2 separate regions of the Homo sapiens genome follow, and region 2 is linked to region 1. A link is a loop called in an ENCODE intact Hi-C map of the cell type or tissue named here. Cell type or tissue: HepG2. All regions are shown on one strand. Each heading gives the region's core, and the rest is flanking DNA. Links, peaks and the distances in the headings are about the cores only.

The links. Hi-C counts contacts between places; a loop is a spot of excess contacts. Peaks named below come from ENCODE experiments on the same cell type or tissue, not always from the same donor. Only the 100,000 strongest peaks of a DNase experiment are listed, where the experiment ranks them.
Region 2: a loop joins it to region 1, with 6 times the contacts of the local background. A loop is called at or near these places in 14 of 110 quality-filtered maps.

What each region holds. Positions count from the first base shown.
Region 1 is chr16:81,735,066-81,741,302 of GRCh38, reverse strand. LOC105369213 (a long non-coding RNA gene) reads right to left here and starts at 2,262. Exons shown (of 4, transcript NR_189584.1): 1 at 1,867-2,262; 2 at 924-1,043. It also overlaps a transcript of PLCG2 not described here. RefSeq lists enhancers at 2,367-2,416, 1,978-2,760, 2,987-3,046, 3,951-4,883. In HepG2, for the core only: a CTCF peak has its summit at 3,125 (motif pointing right); DNase peaks (open chromatin) are centred at 922 and 3,162; H3K4me3 peaks cover 363 bases; H3K27me3 peaks cover 467 bases.
Region 2 is chr16:81,258,507-81,264,743 of GRCh38, reverse strand. It overlaps BCO1 (beta-carotene oxygenase 1), which reads right to left. Exons shown (of 11, transcript NM_017429.3): 3 at 4,939-5,068; 4 at 2,461-2,608; 5 at 1-104. Among named protein-coding and RNA genes, the nearest start is that of BCO1, 23 kb to the right of the region's middle. In HepG2, for the core only: CTCF peaks have their summits at 1,070 (motif pointing left) and 3,498 (motif pointing left); a DNase peak (open chromatin) is centred at 3,503; H3K27me3 peaks cover 373 bases.

The DNA of each region.
Region 1 (6,237 bases), core at 870-4,869:
CTGAGCTATAGTTTCCTCATCTGTAAAATACAACTAAAATAACCTCAAAGCCCCAGCACAATACCTGGCACACAGCAGGTATTTAATACAAGTTTGTTTGTTTCCTCTTATAAGCGAGCTCTAATCACATCAGACCTGGAGGACCCACCTCCCTGAGAGTGGGCCAGTGTCTCGGTGTGAGGCTGGGCCTGGATGTCGGGGCAGCAGGTGGATCAAAACAAAGGCCAAGAGCGCTGGTCTATGGAGGAAGGGGACTGCCTTGGGGGAACCCCTCTTGCTCTATGGGGCACAGAGGGTGCATGGATTAGAACTCTATTCAAACTTGCTTAAGCAAACTGGGAGATTCACTGTCTCACATCTGTGGGAATTCCAGGGAGGATTCTGCCTGGCAGGCAAGGTGAATCCAGGGACTCAAGAGAACCCTCAATGGGTTGGTTTCATTCTTTTTAAGCCCCATGTGCTAGGGATGCTGACCACAGCCCCAGGCCTCTGCACCCACAGTGGGAAGAGGAAGCTTTGGTTGTGTTTTGGTTTGGTTTCGGTTTTTTTTTTTTTTTTTTTTTTTTTTTTTTTTTTTTGAGATGGAGTCTGGCTCTGTTGCCTAAGCTGGAGTGCACTGGCACTATCTCAACTCAGTGCAACCTATGCCTCCCAAGTTCTCCTGCCTCAGCCTCCTGGGTAGCTGGGATTGCAGGCACATACCACCACACCCGGCTAATTTTTTGTACTTTTATTAGAGATGGGGTTTCACCCAGGCTGGTCTCAAACTCCCGACTTCAGGCGATCTGCCTGCTTGGGACTCCAAAGTGCTGGGATTACAGGTGTGAGCCACTGCACCTGGCCAGGGAAAAGGAAGCTTTACTCCCAGAGCCTCTGCACGCCAGCCCCAGGGATGTGCTCATTTGCTGGGGTCACGTGCTCACCCTTGACCCTGTGACTGGTCGAAGCACTGGGATGCAGTCATTGGCTGTGCCTACGTCACATACTCTGTAGGGGAGGGCAGGGTTGGTACCTGTGGTCGACAGCCCCACTGAACCAGCTTCCTAAGGAAGACAGTAAATGTCACTAGAAGAAAAGTAAACCTTACTACCTGCGTACCTGCCACACACTGGTTTTCTTCTTTTCTTTTTGTTTCTTTTCTTTCTTTTTTTTTTTTTTTTTTTTGGAGACAGAGTCTTGCTTTGTTACCCAGGCTGGTATGCACTGGCGCTGTCTCAGCTCACTGCAACCCCCACCTCCCAGGCTCAAGTGATTCTCCTGCCTCAGCCTCCCGAGTAACTGTGATTGCAGGCATGGGCCACCACACACAGCTAATTTTTGTACTTTTAGTAGAGACAGGGTTTCACTATCTTGGCCAGGCTGGTTTCAAATTCCTGACCTCAAGTGATCCACCTGCCTTGGCCTCCCAAAGCGCTGGGATTACAGGCATGTGCCACTGTGCCCGGCCCCACACACTGTTCTGAGCACTTACTAATTCATTTCATTCTTCTAACAACCCTACGGAGTAGGTGTCATTTCATCATGCCCATTTCATGGATTAAGAATGGAGGCACAGGGTGTTTAAGTACCTTGCCCAAGGTCACAGTTGGTGAGAGGCGGAGCCAGGATTCAGCCCCAGGCCGTCTGGCTCCAAGTCCACGTGCTTAACCACCATGCCACATTGTCTCTCCTCATCCCACAAAAGCAACAATCTGTCCTTTTAGGGGCAGCCGCAGGAGAAGGGGTCCCAGCCCTTCCCTGGAGGAGTACGGGGGAGCAGCTGGACCTCAGGTGACCCATCCTCAGCACAAAGCCTGTCTTCAGTGCCCTCTGTCTGGAAAATACTGGGGGCTCCCAGAGAATGTACCAGAAATAGAGGCCACTTACCAGGCTCCACTCGAGCGGAAAATGCCGTGGCCTGAAGACTCAGATACTCACCAACCTTGCCACTGCCACAAGCGCAAGTTGGCTGTGTGACTGCAGACCCGCCACTGTTGCTCTCTGGGCCTATTTCTTCCGCTTGCACGTAAGCAGATAGAGGCTTAATCCCCTGTGCCCAAGGGCCCTGGGGTCTCGCTGGGGAGAAGCTAGGGGTGAACTAATACCCCAGGCTGTGGTCGACCACCAGCTTCTCTGGTCTCAACAGCCGCAGGTGCTGGGAGAACAAAAATCCCCCCTGCCCCCACCCAGACACTGAGTACCAGTGGCTCTTGGGCCCCTGGAGGGAGAAGGCCCGACGGCGGCCCCAGCTTCCTCCTGCACAGCACTCTCTAGTTCACGCTTATCACTCCTGGGCCTGCCTGTCCCACTCCCGCAAGACGGCACCCCTCCCCCTGCCAGGCTGGGGCAAGTTCCGCCCCTGCCACAACTTCCCCATCTGCCGCCTTAGCCCCCAGCCTGGTGTGAGTTCTTGAAACAGGTGTCAAAAACTCACAAGGGCACTGGCTAGTGCCAGCTGGAGTGATTTTGTCCCTCAGGAAGGGTTTCCAGATTTAGGAAATAAAAATGCAGTCTTTGGACATAATTATACAAAAACATTATGTGCTTATCTGAAATTCAAATTTTCAAAGTTAAATTCAAATTTAACTATTTTATTTGGCAATCCTGCACTCAGGGGACATTGCCCCTATCTGGAGACAGTTTTTGATTATCCCAGCTCAGGGATGCTACTGGCATCTAGGAGGTCAAGGCCAGGGAAGCTGTTCAGCACCCTACAGTGCACGGACGGTCCCCACCAAGTGATCTGGCCCCTAATGGCAATTATGCTGAGGGTACGAAACCTCCCCGCGGTGGCCTCCCCAGCCCTAACACGCATGCTTGCCTGCCATCTCAGGAACTTGACAGAGGAAACCGTGGTGATCCTTGCGTGAAAGTCAGGGAAACTGAGGCACGGGCGAACTGTCTTATTCAAGGTCACACAGTGCAGTCTTTCCTTCTCTAATAAACTCGTCGGTTCTTCTAAACACAGAGGCACGCAAGGCCAGCCAGGAAATACAGGTGGGGAGAGGGGTCAGACAAGAGCCTTCAGGGTCCCCAGACCCCCGGGAGTGGGGTCCTTTGGGGCTGGGTAAGCCAGCCCTGGAGAGGAAGAGGAACCATGCTGACAGGCGTCACTACCCGACTGTTGTCAATTGTGCCACCAGGAGGCAGCAGAGACTGGGAAATAATTCTGCACACCTTGCCCTCCCCCGCGCTGCAAGGAACTCAATTCCTGGCTAGCCCCACCTCTCCCCCAGCCCAGAATCTGATGCAGCTGCTCTAGGACAGGCGCCAGCCATCCGCATTGTTTAAAACAGCTCTCAGGTGATTCTATTGTGCAGAGAGGATTTGCGAAATGCTGGACTTATGCCTTGGTTTTTTCTTTCTTTTCTTTTTTATGTAACAGAGTCTCACTCTGTCGCCCAGACTGGAGTGCAGTGACGCGATCTCGGCTCACCGCAACCTCTGCCTCCTGGGTTCAAGCAATTCTTGTGCCTCAGCCTCCTGAGTAGCTGGGATTACAGGTGCCCACCACTACACCTGGCTAATTTTTTGTATTTTTAGTAGAGACGGGGTTTCGCCATGTTGGCCAAGCTGGTCTCCAACTCCTGACCTCAAAGTGATCCACCCGCTTTGGCCTCCCAAAGTGCTGGGATTACAGGCATGAGCCACCGTGCCATCCAGGCTTTGGTTTTCATCACTGATTGCACAGCAGCACCACCAGGACACTTTAAAAACCCACCGCTGTGGATTTTTAAAGTCTATCCACAGGTGCATGGATAAAGAAATGTGGTCTAGACAGACAACAGAATATTAGTCAACTGTAAAAGAAATAAAACTCTGACACATGGCCAGGCGCGGTGGCTCATGCCTGTAATCCCAGCACTTTGGGAGGCCAACGCAGGCGGATCACCTGAAGTCAGGAGTTGGAGACCAACCTGGCCAACATGGTGAAACCCCGTCTCTAGTAAAAATACAAAAATTAGCTGGGCGTCGTGGTGCACACCTGTAATTCCAGCTACTCAGGAGGCTGAGGCAGGAGAATCACTTGAACCTGGGAGGCGGAGGTTGTAGTGAGCCGAGATTGCGCCACTGCACTCCCGTGGGCAACAGAGCAAGACTCCATCTCAAAGAAACAAACAAACAAAAAACAAAACAAAAAAAATTGACACACGGTACAATATGGATAAACCTCAGAGATATTGTGCTAAGTGAAGTAAACCAGACACAGAAGGACAAATACTGTAGTTTCTGCAAACAGGAGACTCCTAGAGTAGTCGGATTCATAGAGGCAGAAAGCAGGACGGTGGCTGCCAGGGGCTGCAGGAGGAGGCGGAAATGGGGAACTTGTGTTTAATGGGCCCAGAGTTTCCCTTTGGGAAGATGAAAGTGTACTGAGGGGGATGGTTGCATGGCAGTGTGAATGTACAGAGTGCCACTGAATGGGACACTCAAAAATTGTTAAAATGGGCCAGGCACAGTGGCTCACACCTATGATCCCAGCACTTTGGGAGACTGAGGTGGATGGATCACCTGAGCTCAGGAGTTCCAGACCAGCCTGCGCAACATGGAGAAACCTCATCTCTACCAAAAATACAAAAAAATTAGCCAGGTGTGGTGGCGGGCACCTGTGGTCCCAGCTACTCGGGAGGGTGAAGTAGGAGGATTGCTTAAGCCTGGGAGGCGAAGGTTGCAGTGAGCTGAAATTGCGCCACTGCACTCCAACCTGGGTGACAGAGTGAGACCCTGTCTTGAAAATAAATAAATAAATAAATAGTTAAAATGGTAACTTTTATGTTATATTTTTATTATAATTTTAAAAAGCAGAACATATATGCTGGGTTTCACAATTAAAGCTTAAAATCATTCCACAAAACAAAAGCACAGATGCCAATGTCCAAGTCACTCCCCAGACTAATAAGAATGTCAAGGTTGATTCCCCAAAACTGATATTTTCTTAGTGTCCCAGAGGAATTTAACATGAAGTTACTGTTGAGAATCCCTGGTTTAAAATCATTCTAAGATTTCAGCACCCTGGAAGAATTATTGCTGCTCTAGCCATTTATCTCTTGTGATGGTATTAAACTGTGCCCACACATTCTTTCATACTCCTCCTTCAAGAGGTAGAAACTAATCGGGCATATTGGCTCACGGCTGTAATCCAACACTTTGGGAGGTCGAGGCAGGAGGATCCCTTGAGCTCAAGAGTTTGAGACCTCTCTCTCTCTCTCTACTAAAAATACCAAAAATTAGTTGGACATGGTGGTATGTTCCTGTAGTCCCAGCTTCTTGGGAGGCTGAGGCAGCAGGATCGCTTAAGCCCAGGAGGTCAAGGCTGCAGTGAGCTATGACTGCGCCACCGCACTTCAGCCTGAGCAACAGAGTGAGACCCTGTCTTAAAAAAAAAACACAAAGAGGTGGAAATTACTTCCTTTCCCCTTGAGTTTGGGTGGAACTTTGTGACTTGCTTCTAACAGGTAAAAAAAAAAAAAAGGAAAAACCAGAAGTAATGGTGTAAGACCCGGAGACAAGGTCATCAGAGGCACTTTGGCTTCCATCTTGGTCTTTCTCTTTCTCTCTAGAATCACTGACCTTGAATACAGCCAGCTGCCATCATGAGGGCACTCACATAGCCTACAGAGAGGCCAGTGTAATGAGAAACCAAGGCCTCCTGTTAATAGCTGTGCAAGGGATCCATCATTAAGTGGATCCTCCAGCCCCAGGCGAGCTGTCATATGAAACTGCAGACCAAGCCACCATCCTGCAGCAGCCGTGTGAGAGGCCCTGAGCCAGAACAACCCAGCTAGGCAATCCCAAATTCCTGAGCCAGAGACATAGTGAGATAATAAATATTTTCTGCTTTAAGCCACAAATTTTAAAATGATTTGTTAAATAGCAATAAACAACTAATATATATCCATCCATGAGTCACTCAACAATCCACACATCCATCTATACACCCACCCATTTATTCACCCATCCACTCACCCACCAATCTATTCATCCATCATCCATCTATCTATCCATTGATCCAGCTACCCATCCACCCAGTCATCCACTCATTCATTTACCCACCCATCCACCCACTCACTCATCATCTACTCAGTACAGAACCCAGGGCCTAGCACACAGTAGACGCATGTAAATATTTGTCAAATGAATAACCAAACATTTTGTAAATGTCTGCTCTCTATTTCTTGCCAAGACAGGCCAAGGGAGGCTCAAATGTGGCCCCTGGACCACTGTGAGATGGAGCCAGTGCCTGGTTCTGCCAGAGCA
Region 2 (6,237 bases), core at 1,005-5,004, 480 kb after region 1:
CCCTTTTCCACAATGGATGTGCCCATGTTTAGAACATTTCCAGCCTCATCATAATGGGGATGTGACGTTGCCAGATTTACCGCCACGTATTTACGATAATCAACCTGCAAGATATGACACCTCCTGTTTTTTAAAGTATTTACGATAATCAACCTGCAAGATATGACATCATCTGGTTTTTCAAAGGAGAAAGGTTGAAGTCCTATGAAAACGTGACTGATTCTAGGTTCAGAGAGATGAGGGATATTTTTGCACTCTGTTGATCTGAAAACGATACAGAATTTGCTTTTAAAGAAGACTTTCACTCTTGTGACCTTATACAACCTCACATGGGGATTTGAGGGACTCAGACAGCTAATAGGTTGCAGGGGAGTTAGGGAGCTGGTGTGCTTCTGTGGCTATCGTTCCAATCCTGTTGCCTGACCTTGCTGGAATCCTCAACATGGAAACAAGATTCCTCACTGCAGAAAGCTCTGAGCAATGACCTGGGCAGAGAGGTAGCCTTCGAGCTAATCTTGGCCACAGTTCTGTCATTCTGGCTTAAATTCTGCCCTTTTGCATTGCACAGAAGCATAAATCTCTAGGCCTCTCTTAGACGATTATTCTGGGAATGGAGAGGTTACAAAAACATTTGGTCAAAGTGAAGTTTGATCAACGAGCTGAATAATGACCCTCACTCTGCAGTCCACAGCTGCAGAATGATGGAGTGGCCGCAGACCAACCGTCTGCGCTTCCTCCCCTAGAAAAACACAACCTCCAGCCCAGAGTCAGATAACTCCTTTCTCTTCCAGCATTTCCTCTCTGTAGCCCTGTGGAAAGCATCATCAGTTGGACCGATGCCGTCTAGCTTAAAAGGAGCTGGACATAATTTCACAGCTAAGAAAAGCCTCATCTCTTTAACAGATCGTTAAAACGTATTGCAGAGACATCGGAATTTTGAACAGCCAGCTGGAGAAAATTGAAAGTGGGTCTATTGATTCCCACCAAAATGTTGACTTGATTCTTCCCAGGAAAGGTATGTGCTTGGGCACTGATTTTTGTGCCCTAGCTTTTTGCCTAATGCCTCCCTCTTCAGGTCAATAGAAGGTAGGATTGCTGAGAATCGCAGGCATTTCAACAGTCATTCATTCAAATTCTCAGTGAACTCCCTCAGTGCCAAGAATTATGAACAGAGTTATGGGTTGAATTGTGTCTTGCAAAAAAGATAGGTTGAAGTCCTCACCTTGGGTACCTGTGAATGTGACCTTACTTGGAAATAAGGTCTTTATAGATGTCATTAAGTTAAGATGAGGTCATACTGCACTGGGGTGGGCCCTAATGCAATGACTTGTGTCTCTATAAAAGGCAGAACATGGTTGGGTGCAATGGCTCACGCCTGTAATCATGAGGGCCAATCATGAGGTCAGGAGATCAAGACCAGCCTGGCTAACACGGTGAAACCCCATCTGTACCAAAAATACAAAAAATTAGTGAAGTGTGGTGGCACGTGCCTGTAGTCCCAGCTACTCAGGAGGCTGAGGCAGAAGAATCGCTTGAACCCAGGAGGCGGAGGTTGCAGTGAGCTGAGATCGCACCACTGCACTCCAGTCTGGGCGACAGAGCAAGACACTTTTTCAAAAAAAAAAAAAAAAAAAAGGCAGAACATTTGGACACATAGCCCCATAAGGAGAGGCAGTGTGAAGACTGAGGCAGAGGCTGGAGGGATGCATCTACAAGCTGAGGAACACCAGGGGTTGCCGGCAACCGCTAGAAGCCAGGAAGGGGCCAGGGAGGACCCTCCTCTAGAGTCTTCAGAGAGAGCATGGCCGGGCTGACACCTTGGTTTCAGACTTTTAACCTCCAGAACTGTGAGAGAGTAAATTTCTGTTTTTTTATTTGTTTGTCTTGTTTTTTTTTTTTTTTTTTTTGTTTTTGTTTGAGACAGAGTCTCACTCTGTCATGCAGGCTGGAGTGCAGTGGTGCAATCTGGGCTCACTGCAACCTCCCCCTCCTGAGTTCAAGCGATTCTCCTGCCTCAGCCTCAGAGTAGCTGGGATTACAGGCACATGCCACCACGCCTGGCTAATTTTTGTATTTTTGGTAGAGATGGGGTTTCACCATGTTGGCCAGGCTGGTCTCAAACTCCTGACCTCAGGTGATCTGCCCACCTTGACCTCCCAAAGTGCTGGAATTACAGGTGTAGGTCACCACACCCAGCCAATTTCTGTTGTTTAAAGCAATCTTTTTTGTAGGACTTGGTTACATCAGCCCCAGGAAACTGATACAGACACGAAGATAAAAACAACACAGTCCCTGCCTAGCATCTAGCAGTAAGTGTGGCGCTAGGGCACGGGATCCAACGGTGTTAGAGGAGGGGCTCCCCTGGTAAGCTGCTTGCAGGCTGAGCAACCTCACCCCGGCCGTCGCCGACTCTCCCTTTCTTGAGTCAGGAAGTGATGCTGGTTACATATGTGTTGATACCTTCTCCAGGGTTTCCAGAGTCTGTGGGTTGATTTTCCTGATGTAATTGGTCTCTGAGGTCGCGTAGAAGTCTTCTCCGCACTTCATGATGTTGATCAGGCAGTTGTCGGTGAAATCGGGGATGGTGTGAGACAAGTAGGAGAAAGCTCTGGGGAGAAAAGCAAATCAACAGAGTCAGTGGCTATGTCCACCCAGCCAGAGAAGTCTATCCTTGATGGCTTTAGTTTTCCTACCACTTAAAAATGCTTTACTTCGGCCGGGTGCCTGTAATCCCAGCACTGTGGGAGGCCGAGGCAGGTGGATCACGAGGTCAGGAGATTGAGACCATCCTGGCCAACACGGTGAAACCCCGTCTGTACTAAAAAATACAAAAAATCAGCCGGGCGTGGTGGCAGGCGCCTGTAGTCCCAGCTACTCGGGAGGCTGAGGCAGGAGAATGGCGTGAACCCGGGAGGCGGAGCTTGCAGTGAACCGAGATGGCGCCACTACACTCCAGCCTGGGCGAAAGAGCGAGACTCTGTCTCAAAGAAAAAAAAAAAATGCTTTACTTCAACTAAGGAAGAAAAAGCAACTGGGTCCCAATGGGTCACCTGAGGAATCCTAAGAACTCAGACACCCCAAAGACACCTCCACGTTGAGTTAGCTAAGAAATGAGTCGGCCGGAATGCCATGGTCACCAGCTGATCCTCCTGGGCTCCCCAAAACCCAAAGGTCTCTAACATCAGAGCCAGCAAGACATACTGTTCCAAAGTATGTCAAGAAGCTCTACGGAAATCGTATATGAACCCGTAACGGCTCCCAAAGCCTAACAACGTAGCTGATATCTGCTTTGCCAGGAATGTGAGTCCACACTGGTTATCTCGAATTTATCCAGGAAATTAGTTTTTAATTTAAAAAGGAAAACAAACTAATTATGAGTTAAGAACACATAGCTCATTTGATCAGAAGGTATACTCAAAGCAAGAAGAAAGAAAAACCAGAGGGGTTTATGGGTGATGAAATTGGCAAATCCTGTATCGGTGTATTGGGGAGTGCTCCTCCTACTGGCAAACACTGGAACAAAAAGGAGGCTTGGTTCCAGGACCTCCAGGTCGTGGTTTCAAATTCGTGATCCTGCTATCTCCCCTACCAGGTAAGTATGGTGGTTTTAAATTCCTTTGCTCTTTCCTCCTCCTTTCTCACTGGCTCCTACTCCACACCTCCTATTTGCAAATGTGAATTCAGTGCTTGCTCTGAGCTAGCCCTAGAGCTGGATACTGGAATGGGAGAGATGACTTCAGTTCTCAAAAAAGCAGAAGCAATCTTCCATCTCTGGGCCAGTCCACCCTTCAACTCTTTCATAACTCTTCTACATCTAGAGAGTTTCAGAAAGAAGATACTGATGGCAGGCCTGATTCCCTGGCCAAGAATTTAACTGTCAGATATGTAACACATTCATATGGATACTAATCCAGATGATTTAAAATGTATACAGTGGCCAGGCGCAGTGGCTCATGCCTGTAATCCTAGCACTTTGGGATGCCAAGGTGGGTGGATCACCTAAGATCAGGAGTTCAAGACCAGCCTGATCAACATGGTGAAACCCCGTCTCTACTGAAAATATAAAAATTAGCCGGGCGTGGTGGTGGGTGCCTGTAATCCCAGCTACTTGGGAGGCTGAGGCAGGAGAATCACTTGAACCTGGGGGGCAGAGGTTGCGGTGAACTGAGATTGCGCCATTGCACTCCAGCTTGGACAAGAAGAGTGAAACTCCATCTTAAATAAATAAATAAATGAATAAAATGAAATGAAATGAAATAAAATATATACAGCAAAAAATCTCTCCCTCTCCTCAACATCCATCTGCCCCTGTGCATCCTTTCCTAGTTTCTTTATGCATGTACAAGCAAAATTTAATTTAGATTTCTTACTGCTTTTTCACACAAAGTACAGCTTATAACATGCTCTTTCTACACCTTCCTTTTTTTTTTTTTTTCCACTTAGTCTATCTTGGAAAAGCTTCTGTAGAGTGCAAAGAGAACATCCTCATTCCTTTTTACTTCTACATGGCATTTTCTCGTACAGTTTTACTGTTACGGATTTAACCAGTCCTCTTTTAATGAACATTTGGGTTGTTTTCAGCTACTTGTTATAACAAATGATGCAGCCATAAATGACAAATACCTGGTGCATGTGTCATTTTCTATGCAAGTAAGCAGATCTCTAGGCTGAAGGGAATACGCATTTATAATTTTGACAGATGATTCCAAATCGCTTTCCCACCAGCCATGTGGGAGGGCTTCTAATAATTTGTCAAATGCTCTTAGTCTCTCTGGCAATCAGTGATCAAGAACTGTGTAGCACCTCTGGTTAAAGGGCAGTCATGTGGAGTTTTCATCTACCCTAAAGAGAATTGTCAGAGGAGCAAATGCTGGTTATTTCAGCCATCAAGGATAGCAAAAAGCATGAAATTTGCTCAGATTTAAAATAGGCAGTTACTTGGAAAATATGTTTTTGCAGGGGTCCGGATAGGCCATTGTTCCAAACTCAGACACCACAATCCTGTTTGCCTCAATATTGGTGTTGTAGGTATCGCTTCTCAGGTATTTGCTCCTGTAATAGACTTCACCTGCAAGAGAAGAACCAGCATAATCTCAGGCTGACGCCTTCACAGGGCTTTAAAATCAATGTCAGTCCTTGTATGGGTTTTACTGGGAGAAGAAGGTGGTTATTTCACTAGGACAAGCTCCTTTAGTACACAGGGCCGATACAATTCGCATTTTAAATATAATTTTATTTATTATTATTATTTTTTTGAGTTTTGCTCTTGTTGCCCAGGCTGGAATATAATGGTGCGATCTCGGCTCACTGCAACCTCCGCCTCCTGGGTTCAAGTGATTCTCCTGACTCAGCCTCCTGAGTGGCTAGGATTATAGGCATGCGCCACCACGACCAGCAAATTTTTGTATTTTTAGTAGAGATGGGGTTTCACCACGTTGGCCAGGCTAGTCTTGAACTCCTGACCTCAGGTGATCCACCCGCCTCAGCCTCCCAAAGTGCTGAAATTACAAGCGTGAGCCACCATGCCCGGCCTGGAATATAATTTTAGACACACATTTTCTCACTCCTGACTCACAACAGTATGGCTGGATAAGTATGTGTTACGGTTTGAATGTTTTGTTCCTTGCAAATCTCATGTTGAAGCCTGTGATGTTGCAGGTGGGCCTAGGAGGAGGTGTCTGGGTGATGGGGGTGGGTCCCTCATGAATGGCTTAGTGTTGTTCTGGTGATGAGTGAGTTCTCACTCTATTAGTTCATGCAACATCTGGTTGTTTAAAAGATCCCTCCCTCCTCTCTCTCTCTCTCTTTCACCATGTGACATGCCTGCTCCCCCTTTGCCTTCTGCCATGAGCCAAAGCTTTTTGAGGCCCTCGCCAGAAACCAAACAGATGCTGGTGGCTTGCTTCCTGTACAGCCTGCAGAACCGTGAGCCAAATAAACCTCTTTTCTTTATAAATTACCCGGTCTTGGGTATTCCTTTATAGCAATGCAAAATGTGATAATGCAAAATATGTCAATGCAAAATATGTCTGTTCTTAGCTCCATTTTCCATAGGAAGGAACTCAGGCTCAGAAACATTCTTTCACCTTGCCCAGGGTCACCCATCTGAGAGTGCTGACCAGAATCAGTCATCCCTTCCACCCTGTTTGTGTCCCTCCAGGGAAGGAGCAGAGCTGGAGGACTAATCTAGAAGGCTGCATATGTGGGGTGGTTTTCCCCAGGGCCCCGTTCAGTCCT